Regions from separate parts of the Homo sapiens genome. Here region 1 is linked to region 2. Evidence: read pairs that join two places in POLR2A ChIA-PET (ENCODE). Cell type or tissue: Caco-2. All regions are shown on one strand. Links, peaks and the distances in the headings refer to the core of each region. The heading gives the core; the rest is flanking DNA.

Region 1 (2,919 bases), core at 249-2,748, 230 kb before region 2:
TGAAAGGCTGGTTAACATACTCAATCAATGTAATACATCACATTTACAGCACGAAAAACAGAAAACCACATGATTATCTCAATTGACACAGAAAAGTATTTGACAAAATTCCACGTCCATTCTTGATTTAAAAAACTCTTAATGGTCAGGTGCAGTGGCTCACACCTGTAAACCCAGCACTTTGGGAGGCCGAAGTGGGTAGATCACTTGAGGTCAGGAGTTCGAGACCAGCCTGGCCAACAAGGTGAAATCCCGTCTCTACTGAAAATACAAAAATTAGCCAGAGGTAATGGTGTGTGCCTGTAGTCCCAGCTACTCAGGAGGCTGAGACAGGAGAGTCACTTGAACCCAGGAGGCAGGGGCTGTAGTGAGCCAAGATTGCACCACTGCACTGCAGCCTGGGTGACAGAGTGAGATTCCTTCTCAAAACGAACAAAAAACTCTTAACAATTCATGTATAAAAGTAAAATTCTGGCCGGGAGCAGTGGCTCACGCCTGTAATCCCAGCACTTTGCAAGGCCGAGGCGGGCAGATCATGAGGTCAGGAATTCGAGATGAGCCTGACCAACATGTTGAAACCCCATCTCTACTAAAAATACAAAAATTAACTGGGCGTGGTGGCACACACCTGTAATCCCAGCTACTCGGGAGGCTGAGGCAGGAGAATCACTTGAACCCTGGAGGCAGAGGTTGCAGTGAGCCAAGATTGCGCCACTGCACTCTAGCCTGGGTGACAGAGTGAGACTCTATCTCAAAAAAAACTAGATATTGTGGGTCGCTTCTAAGATGGCCAAATAGGAACAACTCCGGTCTGCAGCTCCCAGCGAGATCAATGCAGAAGATGAGTGATTTCTGCATTTCCAACTGAGGTACCTGGCTCATCTCACTGGGACTGGTTGGACAGTGGGTGCAGCCCATGGAGGGCAAGCTGAAGTAGGGCAGGGCATCACCTCACCTGGGAAGCACAAGGGGCAGGGGATTTCCCTTTCCTAGCCAAGGGAAGCCATGACAGACTATACCTGGAGAAACAGTACACTCCTAGCCAAATACTGCACTTCTCCCACGGTCTTAGCAACTGGCAAACCAGGAGATACCCTCCTGTGCCTGGCTTGCTGGGTCCCATGCTCACAGAGCCTTGCTCGCTGCCAGCACGGCAGTCTGAGATCAACCTGCGATGCTGCAGCTTGACAGGGGGAGGAGTGTCCACCATTGCTGAGGCTTGAGTGGCTCACTGTGTAAACAAAGCAGCCAGGAACCTTGAACTGGGCGGAGCCCACTGCAGCTCAGCAAGGCCTACTGCCTCTCTAGATTCCACCTCTGAGGGCAGGGCATAGTAGAACAAAAGTCAGTAGGCAGCTTCTACAGACTTAAACGTCCCTGTCTGACAGCTCTGAAGAGAGCAGTGGTTCTCTTAGCATGGCATTTGAGCTCCAAGAACGGACAGACTGCCTCTTCGGGTGGGTCCCTGACCCCCGTGTAGCCTGACTGGGAGACACCTCCCAGTAGAGGCCAACAGACACCTCAAATAGGTGGGTGCCCCTCTGGGATGAAGCTTCCAGAGGAAGGATCAGGCAGCAATATTTGCTGTTTTGCAGCCTCCACTGGTGATACCCAGGCAAACAGGGTGTGGAGTGGACCTCCAGCAAACTCCAAACAGACCTGAAGCTGAGGGGCCTGACCGTTAGAAGGAAAACTAACAAACAGAAAGGAATAGCTTCAACATCAACAAAAAGGACATCCACACCAAAACCCCATCTGTAGGTCACCAACATCAAAGACCAAAGGTAGATAAAACCACAAGATGGAGAGAAACCAGAACAGAAAAGTGGAAAATTCCAAAAACCAGAGCGTCTCTTCTCCTCCAAAGGATCACAGCTCCTCACCAGCAAGGGAACAAAACTGGATGGAGAATGAGTTTGATGAATTGACAGAAGTAGGCTTCAGAAGGTCAGTAATAACAAACTCCTCCGAGCTAAAGGAGCATGCTCTAACCCATCACAAGGAAGCTAAAAACCTTGAAAAAAGGTTAGACAAATGGCTAACTAGAATAACCAGTGTAGAGAAGACCTTAAATGACCTGATGGAGCTGAAATACACAGCATGAGAACTTTGTGACGCATGCACAAGCTTCAGTAGCCGATTTGATCAAGTGGAAGAAAGCATATCAGTGATTGAAAATCAAATTAATGAAATAAAGCAAGAAGACAAGATCAGAGAAAAAAGAGTGAAAAGAAACAAACAAAGCCTCCAAGAAATATGGGACTATGTGAAAAGACCAAATATACATTTGATTGGTGTACCTGAAAGTGACGGGGGGAATGGAACCAAGTTGGAAAACACTCTTCAGAATATTATGCAGGAGAACTTCCCCAACCTAGCAAGACAGGCCAACATTCAAATTCAGGAAATACAGAGAATACCATAAAGATACTCCTTGAGAAGAGCAATCCCAAGACACATAATTGTCAGATTCACCAAGGTTGAAATGTAGGAAAAAATGTTAAGGGCAGCCAGGGAGAAAGGTCGGGTTACCCTCAAAGGGAAGCCCATCAGACTAACAGTGGATCACTTGGCAGAAACTCTACAAGCCAGAAGAGAGTGGGGGTCAATATTCAACATTCTGAAAGAAAAGAATTTTCAACCCAGAATTTCATATCCAGCCAAACTAAGCTTCATAAGTGAAGGAGAAATAAAATCCTTTACAGACAAGCAAATGCTGAGAGATTTTGTCACCACCAGGCCTGCCTTACAAGAGCTCCTGAAGGAAGCACTAAACATGGAAATGGAAAGGAACAACTGGTACCAGCCACTGCAAAAACATGCCAAATTGTAAAGACCATTGACACTATGAAGAAACTGCATCAATTAACAGGCAAAATAACCAGCTAACATCATAATGACAGGATCACATTCAAACAT
Region 2 (2,919 bases), core at 175-2,674:
TGTCTCCTCTGTCATTGGCTTTCTGTATGGTGGGCGGCCGGACCTAGACGGAACCTGTGATGTTTTGGTGACAGTATCAGTACAAAAATAGACAAAGCTGAGAAAATGAACCATTCCGTGTAGATCGTTAATGTATGACTGAGGGGGAGCTAGAGAAAAGTGTAGAAAGCATGACCTTCTCATCATGGTCATGAGATAGCAAGATACCTTTTTTTTTTTTTTTTTTGAGACGGACTCTCACTCCGTGACCCAGGCTGGAGTGCAGTGGTGCAATCTCTGCTCACTGCAAGCTCCGCCTCCCAGGTTCACGCCATCCTCCTGCCTCAGCCTCCCGAGTAGCTGGGACTACAGGCCTCCGCCACCACACCTAGCTAACTTTTTTGTATTTTTTGGTAGAGACGGGGTTTCACCATGTTCGCTAGGATGGTCTCGATCTCCTGACCTCGTGATCTGCCCACCTCGGCCTCCCAGAGTGCTGGGATTACAGGCGTGAGCCACAGCGCCCGGCCAGTAGCAAGATATCTTTACGGGGTGAAAGACAGAAACTCGACACATGCACCTACTTTACGCTACACAGAGAAGGCAATTCCAGGGCCCGCAGGTCTAAATATGAAAGAGAAAATAAAACATTAAAATTTATAAGTGATAAAAAATAGTAAATATCTTCATGACATCAAGATAAAGGTTTCTTTAAAAGAACACAAGGCCGGGCGCAGTGGCTCACGCCTGTAATCCCAGCACTTTGGGAGGCCGAGGTGGGCGGATCACCTGAGGTCAAGAGTTCATGACCAGCCTGGCCAACATGACGAAACCCCATCTCTACTAAAAATACAAAATTTAGCCAGGCATGGTGGCACACGCATGTAGTCCCAGCTACTCGGGAGGCTGAGGCAGGAGAATCGCTTGAACCCGGGAGGCGGAGGTTGCAGTGAACCGAGATCTTGCCACTGCACTCCAGCCTGGGCAACAGAGCACGGCTCCATCGCAAACAAAAAATAATAGTAATAAAATAATGAGATAACACAAGTAACACCAGCCATAAGGAAACCAATTTGTAAGCGTGCTGTGTTAAAATGAAAATCTTCTGTCTTCATCCTGCCTCCCAAAAAGAGAGCATTACGGAAGTGAAAATTCAGACCCCGAATGAGAGGAGATGTGTAGCACAATGTACCCAAGTTCCTTTTCCACAGATGGCCTTGGCAGTGTCTGCCATCCCACATGCTCTTCTGCATGTGACCTTGCCTCTCTCTAATAATTGTGGGGAACATGTCCCCTAGGCAGGCTGTGACTTCTTCGAGACTATCTAGTTTCCACCTAGTTCTCTTGGATAGTCACTCTGGGGAAGCCACCTGCTACACAAGAACTTCAACTAATGTGGGATTGTCATGCTGGAAAGACACCGAATGGGCGCACTGGTTGGCAGCCCCAGCTGAGCTTCTGGACAACAGCCAGCACCGACCACCAGGCATCCAACCCAGCTAAGTAAGCCCTTGTCAAATTCCTGACTCTCAAAAGCATGAGCAAAACGAAATAGCTGCTGCTTTGCCCCACAACATCTTGGAGTACTTCATTATACAGCAATAATAAAGGAACTGATAAAAGACTCATATGCAGAATATATAAAGAACTACAAATCAATAAGAAAAAGACAGATGGGGAGTCGTAAAGAGCAAAAGACTTGAAATCTAAATGGCCAATTATAAAAATGTGCTCAACCGCAATGGTAATTAAGGAAAAGCTAATAGATCAGGCATGGTGGCTCACCTCCGTTAATCCCAGCACTTCGGGTGACTGAGGCGGGTGGATTACCCGAGGTCAGGAGTTTGAGGCCAGCATGGCTAACATGGTGAAATCCCGTCTCCACTAAAAATACAAAAATTAGCTGGGCATGGTGGCGTATGCCTGTAATCCCAGCTTCTCCAGGGGCTGAGGCAGGAGAATTGCTTGAACCTGGGAGGTGGAAGTTGCAGCGAGCCAGGATCGCGCCATTGCACTCCAGCCTGGGAACAGAGCAAGGCTCTGTCTCAAAAAAAAAAAAAAAAAAAAAAAATAGCTAATGAAACCGCAATGAGATGCCAATGCAAACCAACTAGAATGGCCACATTTTAAAAACCAAAACTGACAATACTGTGGGTAAAGGTGTGCGGCAGCGGTAACTGCTTACGCTGCCATGATCATGCAAAATGGTACAAATCACTTGAAAAAATACTTGGCACTGGCTACCAAAGTTGAAGACAGCATGTGTACACCAGGAAACACATACAAGAGTGTTGTGGCAAAAGTTGGAAACTGGTAACCACTCAAACTTCCATTAATAGTAGATGGACAAATTGTGGTGTATCCTACTGTGGAAAACTATGCAGTTACGAAAATGAGCAAAGTATAGATCATCACAGCAATATAGATGAATCTCACTAATGGTGTTGAGCAAAAGAATATAAATGGTATGAAGGCACTGAGATAAAGTGGAAAAAAAAAACAACAAGCAAAATGTGAGCTAAACTGTAGGGACACAAACACACAGAGAGGAGTAATAGACACTGGAGACTCCAAAAGCAGGGAGGGAGGGCAAGAGGTAAGGACTGAAAAATCACCTTTTGGGTAGAGTGTCCACTGTACAGGTGACGCGTACACTAAAAGCCCAGACTTCACCTGTACACAATATATGAATTAAGAAATCTGCACTTATGTCCTCTAAGTATACTTTAAAATTTTAAAAGCACATTCTGGCTGGATGCGGCGGCTCATCCCTGTCATCCCAGCATTCTGGGAGGCTGAGGCAGGTGGATCACTTGAGCCCAGGAGTTCAAGACCAGCTTGGGCAACGTGGCGAAAACCCAGCTATGCAAAAAAGTCACTGGGTGTGGTGGCGCACATCTGTGGTCCCAGCTACTTGGGAGGCTGAGGTGGGAGGATCAT

Evidence for each region. ChIA-PET counts read pairs that join two places held together with the same protein. Peaks named below come from ENCODE experiments on the same cell type or tissue, not always from the same donor. Only the 100,000 strongest peaks of a DNase experiment are listed, where the experiment ranks them.
Region 1: POLR2A ChIA-PET joins it to region 2 with 9 read pairs; 2 of 35 experiments call an interaction of 5 or more read pairs at or near these places.

Annotation. Positions count from the first base shown.
Region 1 is chr5:180,884,413-180,887,331 of GRCh38, reverse strand. No RefSeq gene overlaps it. Among named protein-coding and RNA genes, the nearest start is that of BTNL8, 13 kb to the left of the region's middle. In Caco-2, for the core only: no CTCF peak of the experiment used is centred there; a DNase peak (open chromatin) is centred at 1,241; H3K4me3 peaks cover 202 bases.
Region 2 is chr5:180,651,461-180,654,379 of GRCh38, reverse strand. No RefSeq gene overlaps it. Among named protein-coding and RNA genes, the nearest start is that of FLT4, 3.3 kb to the right of the region's middle. In Caco-2, for the core only: no CTCF peak of the experiment used is centred there; no DNase peak of the experiment used is centred there.